2 separate regions of the Homo sapiens genome follow, and region 2 is linked to region 1. The links are chromatin loops, found by intact Hi-C in ENCODE. Cell type or tissue: Calu3. All regions are shown on one strand. Links, peaks and the distances in the headings refer to the core of each region. The heading gives the core; the rest is flanking DNA. Region 1 overlaps NTN4 (netrin 4). Region 2 has its middle 98 kb from the start of USP44.

Region 1 (8,000 bases), core at 1-8,000:
CATCTCAGTCAGGGAGCAAGAGTAACTCTCGAGTTGAACTACCAACAAGTAGTTGATAATCAGTCCATGTGCGTCATCTACTATAATTGCCTGGTTGATATTTATAGATATAGCCATGTATATTTATAGATAATACCCAAGTACCAGAAGACCAAAGGCTCCAAAGTCATTTCAAGGAAAACTCCATCAAGACCACATTAAGATACTCTTAAAAAAAAAATTGCCCTGAAACATAATAAGGTAATTGTAACATATTTGTCTGTAATTCTAACATAATTGTAACAAGTTTCTGATCCCCTTATATGTTGTTATGGATTCAGCTACATCTGGCTACTGAAAAACTTGAAGCTAAAAACTACTACTACTAAGTCATATTAGTAATCATTCCTAGTTAACAAATACTTGGATGGTACTTAATGCACCAAGTAGGAAAATTATGAAAATAACCAACACCAATTTAGTTCTTTTAGCATAATGTATAGGAGGTAGATGGGTTCATAGGGAAGATCTGTATTTCTTTCTTTCCCTCTCCAGACAGCTCCCCGATCCCTGGGTAGGCTTCCCTAGGAAAGCCTATCTCCATTCGCTTTGTGACTATTCCAGGATACATTTGGGGCAGAGATGCCTGTGTCTGCTTCCCTAGCTTACGTTTCCTTACTGGCATCTGCTTCCAGAATATTACTCTGGTTCTTCTCTTTTTCTGAGCCTGCAGTAGATCCCAACATTTATCAGCACATCCAGTTCTCTCTACCTACGTACTCTCTACCTACGTTGTTTGATTAGGAGTATGTTTGAGAGCATTTTCATTACTCTTTAGTAATATTTTCATATCATTAATTCCCTCCTTAGTAGATGTATCCCTATGTCACCTCTTTGTCACTGCTTCAGTTATAACTGATAATAAAGCTTATGACAAATAAGTTAACATATTTAACATTTATTAAGTACCTATAATTACCAGATTTCATGTGAGGTGCTGACAGCGATATTCTTATAGCTAGATGTTTTCCCCCCATTATTTCCCACTTTACTTTTATGAGGAAGGTAGTATCAAGAAAACAAGTTGATATTTTAAAAATTTAAACTATTTCAGTATGTGGTTCCATCAACAACAAGTACAATGTTATTCAAAATAACAATTTTATTATATTTATTTTACTGAGCTTACCAAGGCAGAAAAGCAAACTGCTACTCTGTGTGTGGTCTGCAGACCAGCCGCATTGGCATCATCTGGTTGCTGATTAGCAATTCAGAACCTCTGATCCTACCCCAGAGCTATTGAATCATATTAAAGGTTCAGAGTAGCCAGGCATGATGGCACACAGCTGACATCCCAGCTCCTCAGGAGGCTGAGGAGGGAGGATCACTTGAGCCTCCAAAATTCGAGGCTGCAGTGAGTTAGGATCACGCCACTGCACTCCAGCCTGGGCAGCAGAGAAATTTCCCATCTCTTAAAAATTTTTTTTTAAGGTTGAGAGTGCTCTTGAATGCTTTTCAACAAGGGTTCTATGCACTTAATTTACAGTTAAATTTTTCAGAGTTAGCCAGAACAGCCTAGTTAAGCAAACATCCAAATTAACGAAGGTTTACATCTCTATTTGTGTGCATATAGGCTTAGAATATTTTAGAATAAATTATGTAGAGGTTTACTGAGAAAAAATGGAAATCTGAATAAATATGTTTCTGTGGTACAGCATTTTCCAGAGTTTGATCTGCAGAGTTCTAATTCTATGAAATGTTAATAGAAATTATGTGAGGGGAAATTTTGCTATGGCCTTCAAATTTAGGAAATAAATTAATCAAAGGTTTCTTCACTTCAGTATGTCTCAGAGCCTAATATGCTAATGTTTATTATAAACCTGTTTCGGAGTTTTGACATCTCTCCAATTTAACCAGAGAATGCTTTTCTTTCAAAGCATCTTTTGGGACCCGTGTTCTATAGCACACACTGGAAAATGTTGTTATACTGGCCATATCTATATGAAGACTTTACTTGGGAAGACACACGCTAGAAGATTTTTTTCTATATATTTGTTCCCCATTTCCAAGTGCTAGAGCCTACAAATGCGTACCAAGGAAATAATGAACCTTACATTTCTATCAGTGAAATAATCATAAACATAATATTAACTAGGCTTGGGCAATCTAGTCTATTGGACTGCCAGCAATGAACATATGACAGCCCTTTTCTTCTTCTCTCTCTTCTTTTCCAGTTTTTATCTTCTCAAAAGTTAGAACTGGGCCAGGGGTGGTGGCTCACACCTGTAATCCCAGCACTTTGGGAGGCCAAGGCCGGTGGATCACCTGAGGTCAGGAGTTCGAGACCAGCCTGGCCAACATGGTGAAACTCCGTCTCTACTAAAAATACAAAATTAGCCAGGCATGGTGGCAGGCACATGTAATCCCACCTGCTTAGGAGGCTGAGGCAGGAGAATCGCTCGCACCTGGGAGGCAGAGGTTGCAGTGAGCCAAGATTGCGCCATTGCACTCCAGCCTGGGAGCCTCCAGAGCAAGACTATGTCTCAAAAAAAAAAAAAACCAAAAAAAAAAAAAACCATTGAAAACCTGAAGCAACAGTTGAGATAAATTTACTAGAAGCACATAAGTTGTAGCTCAGTTTAGTTCAGAAAACATTTATTGAGTGCTTCCCCTGTGCCAACATTAAGTCTGTGAAAATCAGAAGATCTTCCCTAAGAGATGTTACATTCTAGATGAGGAGAAATGTATAATAATAGATCATTTCAGTACTCTGTGGTGGTGATGATGATGACAATATCATAGTAATTGCTGACGTATATTGAGTGCATACTATTTTCTGGTCACTATTCAAAGGGCTGTGTATGTTTTCACTTTTTTAACTTTCACTAAAGCACTTCAATGTAGGTAACATTATTACCACCCATTTTACAAGAGGAAAGTGCAATGAAAAAGATACAGCAAGTGCCTTAGGGAGAGTGTGGGGGTGAGTGAGGACAATTTAGGGAAGACTTCCTTGAAAAGATCCCTCCCTACTTCTTAGATGGCTGTTTCTGTTTTTTCCTGTAAAATTGCTGAAATACAGTTTGTCCTGATTTCTTTTTTTTTTTTTCTTTTTTTTTGTTTTTTTTTTGTTCTTTTGAGACGGAGTCTCTCCCTGTTGCCCAGGCTGGAGTGCAATGGCGCAATCTTGGCTCACTACAACCTCTGCCTCTTAGGTTCAAATGATTCTCCTGCCTCAGCCACCCGAGCAGCTGGGATTACAGGTGCTCGTCACCACACCCAGCTAATTTTTGTATTTTTAGTAGAGACGGGGTTTCCCTATGTTGGCCAGGCTGGTCTCGAACTCCTGACCTCAAGTGATTCACCTTCCTCGGCCTCCCAAAGTGCTGAGATTTCATGCGTGAGCCACCGCGCCCAGCCAGTTTGTCCAGCTTTCTAATCTCAGTCATTTTTAATGAGTTGATCTAGAAAATGAAACAAATTGATGATGTTCTTCCTCACAGCATCTATGATACATGTAATAAAATACGTACCTGGGCATGTTGATTCATTCAACAAATATTGATGGCATTAATCTTGGGGTTTTGTTTGCAGTTAGGTAGCTAGTTTCCTGCCAGGTTAAGCCAAGGACTTACTGGTTCCACGAATGTTCTAGGAGATTTTTCCTCCCACTCTCCTGAGAAGCACCATGCTAAATGCTATGGTTTTATGTGTACATTTTTACTTAATGGTTATAAATTCATCAAACCTGAAGAAACGAGGCCCTGAACCAAATCTTCTAGCCAATAGATTTATTTCTTGTGAGCAATTAAATCATCCCTGTTCTCACTTCCTCTTTATTTCAACCTTAATCAGAGTCTACTGTTGGACCCAGCACAATCAACTACACATTACCATGCCAAGAAATCACTTCTGAGGATTCCAGGGATGTTGTTTGTTTTTTTAAGACTGGGGAGATCACTGAAACTGAATTTATTTCTACAGCTTAGGAAAAAAAAATTTTTGAAAGGACAGTGCATTTAAGGTCTGTAAACACAAGGGAAAACATGAATCTCTCCAGCTGAACCTAGGGCTGAGAACAGAAATGGAGGCTCAAAGTGACTCGTTGCTCAGGCACAGAAGGAAAAAGGGGAATGTAATTCTCACTGTGTACTGAGGTACTTTGAGGAATCTCATCTCTCTGTTCAAAAAGTGGATAGTCTCTTTTAGAGTAACTCACTTGAAACCTTTAAAGTCACCTATGTGACTTTGGTAACCTATAACACAGGTAGATTTTTCTATAGCAGGCATATTTTTAAAATGTGACAGCAGGGGTGGTGGCTCACACCTGTAATCTCAGCACTTTGGGAGGCCAAGTGGGCAGATCACCTGAGGTCAGGAGTTCAAGACCAGCCTAGCCAACATGGTGAAACCCTGTCTCTACTAAAAATACAAAAATTAGTTGGGAATGGTGGAGGGCGCCTGTAGTCCCAGCTACTTGGGAGGCTGAGGCAGGAGAATCACTTGAACCGAGGAGGCAGAAGTTGCAATGAGCCAAGATTGCACCACTGCACTCCAACCTGGGCAACAGAGGGAGACTCTGTCTCAAAAAAAAAAAAAAAAAGAAAGAAAGAAAGAAAAAAGAAAGGGAAGAAAAGAAAAAGAAAGAAAGAAAAAAGAGAATAACCTTCCTAGATAATTGTGTACTGGCTTTTGCGGCAGGGTTCGTGGTGGGAGGGAACCCTGACCTGATTCACACCATTTAGCAATTTCTGTGGTTGAAACATTCTCACCACGGCCAGTTTCAAACTCTCAGGTCATTTTTCATCAGGAAGTCAGACTCAGACTCTGAGTCAAAAGTAGAACGGTTTGGACAAGGTCTTGCCTCCACTTTCACAGCCCCACTTCTCTCACCTCAAGTCATTGGTTCCCAAACCTGGCTGTGGGTCAGAATCACCAGGGAGCACTTACTCAAAATGTGCAATCTTAGAGTCCTGCCCAGAATACACTGAATCAGAATCTCCAACAGGGCGTCCGGACAGAAATCTGCATTCCTTTAAAAAGCATCGTTGGTGACTCTGATTCAGCCTTTTGGCCTCTTGGCTCAGCATTTGAAAACCACTGCTTATAGCAGTCTTGTCTCTAGCATAAGCTCTCTTTAAAAAAAAATTAATTAGCTGAGCATGATGGTATGCACTTGTAGTCCCAGCAACTCAGGAGGCTCAGGCAGGAGGACCACTTGTGCCCAGGAGTTTGAGGCTGCAGTGAGCCATGATCACACCACTGCACTACACAACCAGGGTGGCAGACTGAGACCCTAAGTAAAAAAAAAAAAAAAAAAAAAAAAAAAAAAAAAAATCCTCACTTTAGAAGAATACACTGTTTGAAACAGGTGTTTAAAGAAATGCCTGTAGAACAGAATTAACTCCTTTTAGGAAACAACCAGTTAATTCCTTTACAATAAATTTATTGACTTTTATGCCAAGACACATATTTTAAACTATTACATAGTCTTTCTCCATATTAAAAGGAAAATCAGAAAATGGAAAAGAAAGCAGAATTCATTCTCTGTCAAAGTAAACAACCTCTTGAAAGATTGGCATGCCCTTCCTTCCTCCCTGATGGGCCAAAATAAATGTAGTCAATTGCCCTTTAGCACAGAGTGAATAAAAATAAACTTGGTCTCTCTGCCCTAAAACCCAAACCAAGCATTTACCAAGATAGCATCTGGTTTCATGGCTACCTACCCAAATGAACCAGCTATCTTTGTAAAGAAAGGGTTATATCATCCAGATCTTTTTTTTTTTTTCCTTCTTTCTGGCTTAGGTGAAAACTACTCAGCTGTTGGAGATGCAGGTGCTTTGGGTGGATGACTCTCTTGCCTCAGTCTCTATTGCCATTCTTCACATTCTACTCAAATAGCCCCTTCTCATGATGCTCTCAGGAAGAGTCTCTGCATTTCCGTTTGCACTGATCTCTCTTAAACAGTTATTTCATTTTACCTCCTGTATAGTGATGCTTCCATTTCAGTCTATCTTTCAAGTACAATTTTTACACTAATTAAATCCAGAATACCTTACCACAATTACACATGTAAGAAAACATAAGCACCTTTCATTTGTTTATTCTCGTGCCTGTGAACCAGTCCATTCCTTCCCAAAGGTTATTGAGGTCTCTTCAAATAGTAACTTGTGGGCTTTTTCTTTCAAATTGTAGGTTTGGCAAAGTCACGTGAGTTCATTTTATACCATATAAACAACATAGACATCCTTGTTTTATATTGAAAGCAACTGTGAATGATTCCAGCATAGAATCAATATGAAGTAACTGTTTGTGGAAACCACACTTTAAATAGAACAGTAACTTGGCAGTAATAGTTGGGAAACTTTAATCTCAGCTTTTTTTTTTTTTTTTAATCCAAGAAGTAAAACCAGAGTTTAAGAAGTGAGAGAAATAGAGAAAATAGATATGTCATAACATAATAATCATACTAAGGCAATCCTTTAAAAAGATTAAATAACACATATTGAAATTCATCAAAAAAAGAGAAGCTACGATTATTTTTTATTTTATTTTTTTTTTGAGGCAGAGTCTCACTCTATCGCACAGGCTGGAGTGCAGTGTCATGAACATGGCTCATTGCAGCCTCAAACTCCTGGGCTCAAGCAATTCTCCTGCCTCAGCCTTCTGAGTAGCTGGGACTACAGGCATGTGCCATCATGCCCAGCTAATTTTTTAATTTTTTATTTTTAGTATAGACAGGGTCTCACTATGTTCCCCAGGCTGGTCTTGAACTCCTGAGCTCAAGTGATCCTCCCACCTTGGCCTCCTAAAGTGCTGGGATTACAGGCTGGAGCCACTACACCCAGCCAAAACTTTACAAATTGATGGATAATAAAAATCAGTCACATTTGGGAAGAGAAGTGGACAAGGTCATGAAATTCTCTAAAATGTCTTCCAAGAAGAAAGTGGAATGCAGTAATTCACTGAATAAATAAATAGTATACCATTCTACTTTTGATGAGGACATGTAATAATCAAGCAAACAATTAGAAAATATCAAAATCTTCAGAAGGTCTGGACAAAATTAGAAGGTGCATAAAGAAGAGAATGAGCATTTGGTGAATGGCTGTCATGGACCAGACCTCGTGGTAGGTAATTTAGCAATGTTTATGTGCTAAGTTATAGCTTTATGTGCTATATTTTCTATTTTACAAATGAAGACACTGAGACTTAAATTGATTACAGTTGTCCCTGTTCCTCCATCCACAGTATCCTCGAGGGATTGGTTCCAGGATCCCCGAGGATACCAAAATTCATGGATGCTCAAGTCCCTTATATGAAATGGCTTAGTATTTTCATATAACCTATGCACACCCCCCTGTATACTGTAAATCATCTCTAGGTTACTTATAATACCTAATACAATGTAAATGCTGTGTAAATAGTTGTTATACTGTAGTGTTTAGTTGTATTGTTGTATTGCTATTTTTTACTGGGTTTCTCCTCAAATATTTTTGATCCACAGTGGGTTGATTCTATGGATGCTGAATCCACGGATGTTGAGGGATGACTGTATATAATTTGCCCATGTTCACATAGCTGGTCAGTGCCAAGGCTGGGATTTGAACCCAGGTTAGTCTGACTACAAAGATCCCATGACCTGCAAAGATCCAAAGAACTGTATTACACACCGTGACCCAGTTAATGACAACAGAATCAAAACCCAAAGGAAGAAATAATAAAATATATATTTTAAAGGCAAAAATAATTTTTAAAGAACCTAGTTTTTTTGAAAAAAAAAAAAAAGTAAAAGCCTTTAGTTTTGTAAGGCCCTGCTTACTGATAAATAGCCATGTAGTATTTGAATCTAAAGAACTGATTTCATCCTAAGGAATCTTAGTATAGGAAAGATGGAAATGACTGGAGAATATTCCAGATAGGCCAACAAAAACCATCAAGAAAAGAGAGATACTAATGAATAAGTGTGAAAGATGATAAATATTGTCAGATTATCCAGGAAATTTCTCAAGGATACTACA
Region 2 (10,532 bases), core at 1,460-9,459, 52 kb after region 1:
TCCCAACATCCCATCATCCCATCATCCCATCATCCCAACATCCCCACATCCCATCATCCCAACATCCCAACATCCCATCATCCCAACATCCCATCATCCCATCATCCCAACATCCCAACATCCTCACATCCCATCATCCCATCATCCCAACATTCCATTATCCCAACATCCCATCATCCCATCATCCCAACATCCCATCATCCCAACATCCCATCATCCCAACATCCCATCATCCCAATATCCCAACATCCCATCGTCCCATCATCCCAACATCCCATCATCCCATCATCCCAACATCCCCACATCCCATCATCCCAACATCCCATCATCCCATCATCCCAACATCCCAACATCCTCACATCCCATCATCCCATCATCCCAACATCCCATTATCCCAACATCCCATCATCCCATCATCCCAACATTCCAACATCCCATCATCCCAACATCCCATCATCCCATCATCCCAACATCCCAACATCCCAACATCCCAACATCTCGTCATCCCAACATCCCATCATCCCATCATCCCAACATCCCAACATCCCAACATCCCAACATCTCGTCATCCCAACATCCCATCATCCCATCATCCCATCATCCCATCATCCCAACATCCCATCATCCCATCATCCCCACATCCCATCCTGCCATCCTGCTACATGCACTTTCTCCTCCTTAGCCTCTTTCAAAATAACCATCTTGGTACTAAGGCAACGGAGTCAAATAAGATTTCCATCTATGGCTTCAGTGGAACCTCAACACTTCCTTCGAGAGCTACTGGGAAAGTCTCTGCTCCTGGACCTTTACTCTGTGTGCCGCTGGGCTTTATTAGTCAGCACTGAGTTTCATAATTGCCACATACCTATCCATGTGATTTGCCTGAGGTCAACACAGTCTTACCCTCTTCTTACATCATTTTCCCTGTAGAGGAATCTTACTAATATTTGCTATTTGATGCAATGGAAATTCTCAATAATAGGATAATCTTTTAATAGTGTCCTCTAAATGAGGTCAAATCTGTGGGGATATGACCATGAGCCAAATAGCAGTGTCCATCTGGCTCTGTTAAACAGAGAGCAAGGCCTATTATGGGTAAACATAGTTCTTGGGGACACTTTAGGTTCTTGCAAAACAAATCCTTTTCTAAACGATCGGAGATTTACCAATTCTAAAGGGTGGGAAAAACAACCTTGAAAATGTCTCGTGCTGGCTGTCCCTCTGCCACTCCCCTGGAATGCCTGAGAACAAGAGTGAGCACCGCCTGGCCCGCTGAGTTTTGTGAGAAGTCCCAGGACTGAATCGCTTTTGTGCTCATTGTTTCAATGATAAGCAGTCCCTGAGCCTAACTTTATCAAAGGGCCAAACTCACATCTTATTTCCCACAGTTTGGAAGGAAAACATTTATGAATAACATCAATTTTGCAAGAGAGATTGGTATGATAAAAATGGAATAGAAGCAAAAGGGTATGCCTCAAATGACTGACAGTTTCTTTTTTTAAGTCTCTCAGAAAATGATTTGTCTGAAAATACTTTTTAAAAAATGATTCCCTAGTCCCTGTGTTCCTACACTTTAACCAAAGAAATGTAAACATGTCTCTACTGTTTGAGGATTACTGATTGTGTTTGAAATGTGCATTTTTTTAAATGACAAATTCCCAGATTTATTATCAGTCAGTTTATGTATGTGAATAACTAAAAAAGCAGAATGTTAGTCATGAGAAAGAAAGAAATATGCACTGGGATAATAGATATTTCCAGAATGTGAGATGTATGTTCCATTAAGAGAGGGTTTTGGCCAGGTGCGGTGACTCACGCCTGTAATGCCAGTACTTGGTGAGGCCAAGGTGGGCGGATCACTTGAGCCCAAGAGTTTAAGACCAGCCTCGGCAACATAGGAGGACCTCATCTCTACAAAACCCACAAAAAATTAGCTGGGTGTGGTGGTGCATGCCTGTAATCCCAGCTACCTGGGAGGCTGAGGTGGGAGGATCATTTGAGCCTGGGAGATCAAGGCCATAATTGCAACACTGCACTCCAGCCTGGGCCACAGAGTGAGACCCTGTCTTAAAAAAAAAAAGGAAGAGTGTTTTGGTAAATGCTGAATACGTTTCTAGTTTCTTAGTATGTCACAGGCAGGGAAACATGTTCCAAAGTGTGATCATTAGTAATTAATTTATTATTAAATCCAAGAATATCCAAGATTTACTAGGAATGATTTAATCATAGTGTGCCCATGTGACCAGGGGGGAACAGCAGCCAGACAAGGAACGCTGCTTCCCAAAAAGCAAAACAACCACTGTTAGCAGATTTTCACAGTATCGGTTAACTATTCTGCCCAGAAACTCCCTGGATGCCTCCTCAGCTAGGACACTACCAAAGATTTCAAACTTGGTGAATAAAAAATAATCCCAGCACTTTGGAAGGCCAAGGTGAGAGGATTGCTTGAGCTCAGGAGTTCGAGACCAGCCTGGGTAACATAGTGAGACCACGTCTCTCCAAAAAAATAAAACAATTAGCAGGGCATGGTGGTGTGTGCCTATAGTCCTAGCTATTCAGGAGGCTGAGGTGAGGATCACTTGAGCCCAGGAGGTCGAGGCTGCAGTGAGCCATGATCTTGCCGCCATACTCCAGCCTGGGCAACAGAGCAAGACACTGTCTCAAAAAAGAAAAAATATATCAATGCTAGCAAGCAGCAATTAAGAGTTTACTACATGCAAGGCACTTTTCTTAGTGCTTTACAGGTGTTATCCCCATTTTATGCTCCTAACCACCCCTGAGGTGCATGCTATTATTATTCCCATTTCTCAGAGGAAGAAACAGAGGTGCAGGAGACTGATTAAATTGTTCAAGGACAGTCAGATAATAATTGTGAAGTCTGAATTTGAACCCATGCATTCTAACTCACAGTGTTCATATTTCAGCTCCTAAAAGGGCATTCTTGCATTTAGAAAGGAGTCCATGTGAGATAATGCCAACTGCACCATTTTCCTTCACGCCTGTTTCTTTAGTTGAGGGAAGAGAATTGAAAATCAGCATTTTCTTCCGGTTTTTTTTTTACACACTCCAAATTGTAATGTATTCTATCATACCACTATGTGGCTGTGTCATTTTCTACTCCTTCCTATGGTTACAGCGCCATCAGAGTAATGCTGCCTAATGTCATTTATATTAAGAGGAAATGGAAATGGTAAGAGTCCCTTCTTTTTTTTTTTTTTTTTTTTTTTTTTAATTTTTTCGAGACAAGGTCTCACTCTGTCACACAGGCCGGAGTGTGGTGGCGTGATCACAGCTCACTGCAGCCTCAACCTCCTGGACTCAAGCAATCCCCTTGCCTCAGCCTCTTGAGTAGCCTGTGGTCCCAGCTGGATGCACGCCACCACACCCAGCTGATTGTTTTTTAATTATTTGTAGAGACTGGGTTCTGGCTATGTTGCCCAGGCTGGTCTCGAACTCCTGGGCTTAAGCAATCCTCCCTCCTCAGCCTCCCAAAGTGCTAGGATTACAGGCATCAGCCGCTGCCCAGCAAGAGTCTCTTCTTTACCTTTGCCCTTTTCCTCTTGGTCTGATTTTCTGAGGTCGATTTTGGCAGAAGGTCCACTTTTGCATGTATCAGTAATGATCTTGAATGAGCAACTATGAAATTCAACAGCATTTCAGATCAGTCCTGTCAGCTCTGACCTTTGCTGTATAGAGAAATTCTGCTTGCAAGATGAATGAGAAGGAATTACACCAGAGAGAGACAAGGAAATGGGAAAAAATAGAGAATGTAGGCACTTTGTCAACCAAGGGGAGGGAGATAGGGGCAGGAAACAAAAGATAATGATATAAGAGAATCAAGGAAAGCAACAGCTAGAAAAAGGCAGTTTGCAGGTGGTGGAGGCTGCAGTGAGCTGAGATGACACCACTGCCCTCCAGCCTGGGCAACAGAGCAAAACTCTGTCTCAAATTAAAAAATAAAAATAAAAAAAGGCAGTTTGTTCTAGTAAAAATATGCAGAATATTTCAAGGTAGAATATATTCAGTTAATCAATTCTTCCATTGCTAGACACCATGATTTATGTAAGGTATTTCTGAATATTTATTACAAAAATTTTCCATCTAATTTTCCTGCTGTTAATTGTGTTTGAAGAGCCAGAAAAGCTACAGAAGGTGAAATAATACAGAAACCGTAAACAATGGTAACCAGGAAATTAGGGAAACCCATTACTTTTACCATATACTAAAATTGATTTTTTTTTTTTTAGACCGAGTCTTAATCTGTGGCCCAGGCTGGAGTGCAGTGGCACGATCTCGGCTCACTGCAACCTCCGCCTCCCGGGTTCACGCCATTATCCTGCCTCAGCCTCCCGAGTAGCGGGGACTACAGGCGCCCACCACCACGCCCGGCTAATTTTTTGTATTTTTAGTAGAGACGGGGTTTCACCGTGTTAGCCAGGACGGTCTCGATCTCCTGACCTCGTGATCCGCCCGCCTCGGCCTCCCAAAGTGCTGGGATTACAGGCGTGCGCCACCGCGCCCGGCCCCACAGCTGTTTTTAATGCAGAGACCCAGGCCTCTACCTCAGAGAGTCTTGTTTCCAAAGGTCTAGATGGGGCCCGGGGAGGGAGATTTTCATAAGCACCTGTGGTAACTCAGATAGAGGTGGTCTACAGACAAGACTTTGAGAAGCACTGCTCTGGACACTTTTACAGAATAGACTCGACAAATCCACTTGGATTTGTCGGATATGAATCTACTTGGCCTTTGTCACAAATATTATTTTATGAATAACAGAATCATTAGTCCTGTTATGGTTACCCCAAAACTAAGATGATGGAAAAGGAAAATTGAAAGAACCTCACATAACAGCCCTGTAGAGTCGGTAAGAGAGATTCCTTAAAGTCAGTCAGAAAGGAGATTCCTCTGGCAATTATGTACCCTTACTTCCTAACCTGGCCTTGTATAGACCTGTGAAATACCTAAATTTGTCTTTGCTATCTCTACCCCTCAATCCACTTTGTACAATCTCTCCCCAGCTACCTGTCGACTTCATCCTGCACAGGGTGTACACCAAGATGCTGGACAAAGCTCTCAACTCCCAACTTTCCCTCCAGCCTCAGTCTACTTACTTATCAAGATGTTACTCTTGACCAAGAGATTGATAGGTTCATAATATAAATCATTATAATGCAATACTTTCCCACTTTCCCACTTCCCAATTTTCTCCTAACACAATGCCTTCATGACCCAAAGAAGCCAGGCATGTCTGCAAACTTTTTTTTCTTTCTTTTTTTTTTTTTTTTTGAGATAGTCTCACTCTGTCACCCAGGCTGGAGTGCAGTGGAGCAACCTCAGCCTCAGCTCACTGCAACCTCCACCCCCTGGGTTCAAGCGATTCTCCTGCCTCAGCCTCCCAGGTAGCTGGTATTACAGGCGCCCGCCACCACGCCCGGCTCATTTTTGTATTTTTAGTAGAGATGGAGTTTCACCATGTTGGCCAGGCTGGTCTCCAACTCCTGACCTCAGGTGATCCGCCCGCCTCGGCTTCCCATAGTGCTGGGATTACAGACGTGAGCCACCATGCCCGGCCTGCAGAAAACATTTTAATGGGTGATTCTAATCATAGGTATTTCAGGCACTGGTGGCAGGCCAGTGGTGGGGATATTTTTGGTCAGATGTGCCTTTCAATGCCTCATAAATCAGGCTGCCTAGGCAGCTTTGTAATTTTCCCTTAGGCAGTAGCAGTCCTGCACACACACCCCATTGTAACCCTCAGAGGCTTAAGAATAAGGAGAAAGGTGAACAGGAAGTAACATTGAGAAAGGAAAACATGGAGAGTGGATTCACTTACCCTCTCTCAGAAATGTACATTCAAGCCACAGATAAAATAAGAGAAATCCACACGGACTCCACACTTTTCCTTCCCATTCCTGTGAAAGAGAAATAAAATCCAGGATAGCATTTTTTTGGTTACATATGGGGAGAAAAATCAAGGAGATGTACACAACTCGCATCACAGCAAACAGAATTCCTTAACATCAGAAACACTCTTACATACCAACACTCTCTTACACATGGGGACTTGCTGGGCAGTGACCTTCAGTGACCTAGCTTTTGATACCAACTGAGAATACACAACTGGATATTTTTATCCGCATGTTTTCTGCCTCTCTGATAAATGTTATACTAAACAGTGGGAAGCAAAAATACAGTGAATGCATTTTTTCAGACCATATTTACAAGTACACTTAATTTGCACGCCCCCAAATTTTATAGGTTTCACCAAATGCTTCAAGAGAGAAGATTAAGTTTAGGAACAACCTGCCTCTCCAAGTTTTCACTTGCCCCGAGGTTATTATCCTACCAGAACTGGCTAAGGCTCTTTGAGAAGTAGTGTTTAAAGCCTCATATTGTTCAGGCTTACATCTATAATCCCAGCACTTTGGGAGGCTGAGGCAGGAGGATCCCTTGACCCTAGGAGTTCAAAACTGGCCTGGGTAGCATAGGGAGATCCCACTTAATTAATCAAAAAAATTTAAAAATTAGCCGGGCATGGTGCCACGCACCTATGGTCCCAGCTAGTTGGGAGGTTGAGGTAAGAGGATTGCTTGAGCCCGGAAGATCGTGGCTGCAGTGAACCATTATTACGCCACCTAACTCTAACCTGGGCAACAGAGTGAGCCCCTGCCTCAAAAAATAAAAATAAAATTAAAGTTGACTTTTCGGGATTCAATAGCTTTATGAAATGTCTTTTCCTTTTGTAAACACAAAATAACACACGTGTAAGAACAAAACAACAAATACCTTAAGACATCACGAGTAATTTGTAATCTACAGATCTGTAAATGAATAAATAAATGTATAAACTATCAACTTTTTTTAAGACAGGGTGTCGCTCTATCATCTTGATTGGAATGCCGTGGCAAGATCACAGCTCACTGCAGCCTTGACCCCCGGTGGCTCAAGTGATCCTCCCACCCGAGTAGTTGGGACTACAGGCATTTGCCACCATGCCCGGATAATTTTTTTTTTTTTAAGAAGATATAGGTTCTCCCTATGTTGCCCAAACTTAATCTATAAATTTTTGTGGCAATAAACAGATGCTTCCGCTTTCTAACTCTCCCACTGAATAGATAGTTCATTATGTAAATTCCTTACTGAACTGACATGATTTAAGGAGAGATAGGGTTGGGATCAGCATTTTCAGAGTGTCAAACACCATCACAGTCATCATCTCAAGGAATCCTCAGAACAACTTTGAAGTTGGGATTATTATTTCATTTTACAGATGAAGACCACGAGATTAAGGGGAGTAAAGTAACTTGCCATAGGCCAGACAGCTAGCAAACTAGCAGAGCCAAAACCTATAGGTGTTAAGTTAATGAATAAACCTATAGGTGCTAAATGAGCAAATGAAGATCTACAATCCAACAACACTATATCTGCCTGATTCCACACCCTACGCTCCTGCAACTACATCACACTGCTTTAAAGCTCTGAGCTCCCGAACAGTGTCATTTGTTGGATTGTAGATCTTCATTCGTTACTTTAGCACCTATTTCTTGTCAGCCTCCTGTGCGATAGGACCAGTTCTAGGTTCTGGAGATATAGCAGCGCATGACACAAAATCCCTACTCTGCATTCTACACTCTCCATTCTAGTGGGGGAGGTCCTTCAGAAGATCTCTCTAATAATCCCCGCTCTTTCTCTCCATTGTAGGGCTTCTTTTGGGAGTGCTCAATGCCCTAAATGGATTCAGAGAAGTATTTTGTTTCCATCACTAAAGGGAAAATTCAGAACAAGAGACCTCATCCTCTTGATCGTATTGAATACTGTTTTCCCCCAGGTGACTTGAAAGCAGTCAATGACTAAATTCTCCAGAGTAGAAAGCTGTTATAATTGGACAATGGCCACAAAACAGGAGTTTTTGAGTTACACTTAATGCCCAGGAGGAAGCAGCAGAATTCTTCCTCCCACCACCCATTACCGAGCTGACAAGGTCCTGCTCTGTGCTGCGCTCGTTAATTTTCCTTTTGGCTTTAAAGATTTACAACAGCTCCTGTCGGCCCCCCATGTGAGAGAAAGTCAGGGATCCCTGCCCGCCCAAGCCATGGAGAGCTGGCTGGCTTTGTTCCCCACAAGCCTGCCAGGAGCTCCTCGACTCCCGTCATGGTAGCTTGGGAAGATTCACTTGCCTCTGTGAGAAATAACAGTGACCATAAAAGAAAAAATAAATTCTAGGCATTCTTTCAAGCCTTTGGGAAGTTCCGGCACATTCCAGCTGCGAAAGAATTCAAGTCTCTCCACTCATGTCAAAGCTCCAGCCCCTTGCATGTGTGCTTTGCACATTTAATAGAACCAAGCCTAGTAATTAACTCTATAAATTCTCTCCCTGCCTTATTTGTCATGAACTGCAAGCTGATGCTATAGGGAGGTCAACCTGGGATTTAGTGAGTTATTCTCAGGCTTTGGGCAATGACAGATTTCAAAGGTTTGAAGCTTCTCAACATTAAGCATTGCTATTCCAGAGCAAGGAGCCAATCATCTGTGACCCAGAGATTTTGCTGAATATTTTGTTCCTTAAGCTTCAGAAATTCACATCCAAAACTATTTATGGTTGTTGTAAAGAGAAGTCTTCACTCCTTTATACAGTCCAGACAGCCAGATGTTCTTGTGTCTTTTTCTGGGCCCAGGTGCATCCTCCAAATCACCCGTTTGAGCCTCTCCTGTAAATCTCAAACTCACCTATGATTCCATTTAAGAAGACTCGCTTCCTGCTTACCTCCTAACTTTTCTTTGCCTATTTCTTCCTCTATAAAGGAAGGGAGGGCCAGACGCGTGGCTCACACCTATAATCCCAGCACTTTGGGAGGCTGAGGCAGGAGGCTTGCTTGAGCCCACGAGTTTGAGACCAGCCTAGGCAACAAAGCGAGATCCAATCTCTAAAAAAAAAAATTTAAGGCTGGGCGTGGTGGCTCACGCCTGTAATACCAGCACTTTGGGAGGCCGAGGTGGGCAGATCACCTGAGATCAGGAGTTTGAAACTAGCCTGGCCAACATGGTGAAACCCTGTCTTTACTAAAAATACAAAAATTAGCCAGGCATTGTGGTGGGTGCCTATAATCCCAGCTACTCAAGAGGCTGAGACAGGAGAATTGCTTGAACCTGGGAGGCGGAGTTTGCACTGAGCCGAGATCACGCCATTGCACTCCAGCCTGGGCAACAGAGCAAGACTCTGTCTCAAAAAAAAAAAAAAAAAAAAAAAATTAAAAATTAGCCAGGTGTGGTGGTGCATGTCTACAGTCCCAGCTACTCTGGAGGCTGAGGTAGAAGGATCCCTTGAGCTCAGGAGTCTTTGAGGTTGCAGTGAGTTATGATCATGCCACTGCACTCCAGTCTGGATGACAGAGTGAGACCCTGACTCTAAAATAATAACAACAATAGTGAAGGAAGGGAGAAGACTAAAAAGACTAACAAAAGAAGTTGCTTCAAGTTTTCTTAAGGCAAGAAAAAAAAATCATTAAGAAGTGTTCCTGAGGCCAGGCACAGTGGCTTACGCCTGTAATCCCAACACTTTGGGAGGCTGAGGTGGGTGGATCACTTGAGGTGAGGAGTTTAAGACCAGTCTGGCCAACATGGTGAAACCCCATCTCTACTAAAAATACAAAGATTAGCGGGCCATGGTGGCAGGCACCTGTAATTCCAGCTACTCAGAGGGCTGAGGCAGGGGAATCACTTGAACCTGGGAGGTGAAGGTTGCAGTGAGCTGAGATCATGCCACTGCACTCCAGCCTGGTCAACAGAGCGAGACTCTGTCAAAAAAAAAAAAAAAAAAGGCAGGGCACAGTGGCTCATGCCTATAATCCCAGCACTTTGGGCGCCAAGGCAGGCGGATCATGAGGTCAGGAGATCGAGACCATCCTGGCTAACACAGTGAAACCCCGTCTCTACTAAAAATACAAAAAAATTAGCCAGGCATGGTGGCGGGCACCTGCAGTCCCAGCTACTCAGGAGGCTGAGGCAGGAGAATGGCATGAACCCAGCAGGTGGAGCTTGCAGTGAGCCGAGATCACGCCACTGCACTCCAGCCTGGGTGACAGAGCAAGACTCCGTCTCAAAAAAAAAAAAAAAAAAAAGAAAAAAAATTGTCCCTGAGGCCAGGCGTGGTGGCTCACACCTGTAATCCCAGTACCTTGGGAGGCTGAGGTGGGAGGATCACTTAAAGCCAGGAGTTTGAGACCAGCCTGGGCAATATAGTGAGACTGTCTTTATTTTATTTTTTATTATTTTTTTTTTTGGGAGATGGAGTCTCGCTCTGTTGCCCAGGTTGGAGTGCAGTGCCACCATCTCGGCTCACTGTGACCTCCGCCTTCTTGGTTCATGTGATTCTCCTGCATCAGCCTCCCAAGTAGCTGGGATTACAGGCATGCGCCAACACACCTGGCTAATATTTTTGTATTTTTAGTAGAGACAGGGTTTCACCATGTTGGCCAGGCTGGCCTCAAACTCCTGACCTCAAGTGATTGGCCCACCTCGGCCTCCCAAAGTGC

What was found. A loop is a pair of places that touch in the nucleus more often than their neighbours do. Peaks named below come from ENCODE experiments on the same cell type or tissue, not always from the same donor. Only the 100,000 strongest peaks of a DNase experiment are listed, where the experiment ranks them.
Region 2: it touches region 1 in a loop (2.4-fold over the local background); 4 of 110 quality-filtered maps call a loop at or near these places.

What each region holds. Positions count from the first base shown.
Region 1 is chr12:95,697,397-95,705,396 of GRCh38, reverse strand. All of the region lies in intron 5 of NTN4 (netrin 4), which reads left to right. Among named protein-coding and RNA genes, the nearest start is that of NTN4, 89 kb to the left of the region's middle. RefSeq lists enhancers at 4,906-4,955, 5,006-5,075. In Calu3, for the core only: no CTCF peak of the experiment used is centred there; a DNase peak (open chromatin) is centred at 3,376.
Region 2 is chr12:95,644,708-95,655,239 of GRCh38, reverse strand. It overlaps the pseudogene PGAM1P5. Among named protein-coding and RNA genes, the nearest start is that of USP44, 98 kb to the right of the region's middle. RefSeq lists a silencer at 1,053-1,347. In Calu3, for the core only: no CTCF peak of the experiment used is centred there; DNase peaks (open chromatin) are centred at 1,839 and 5,649.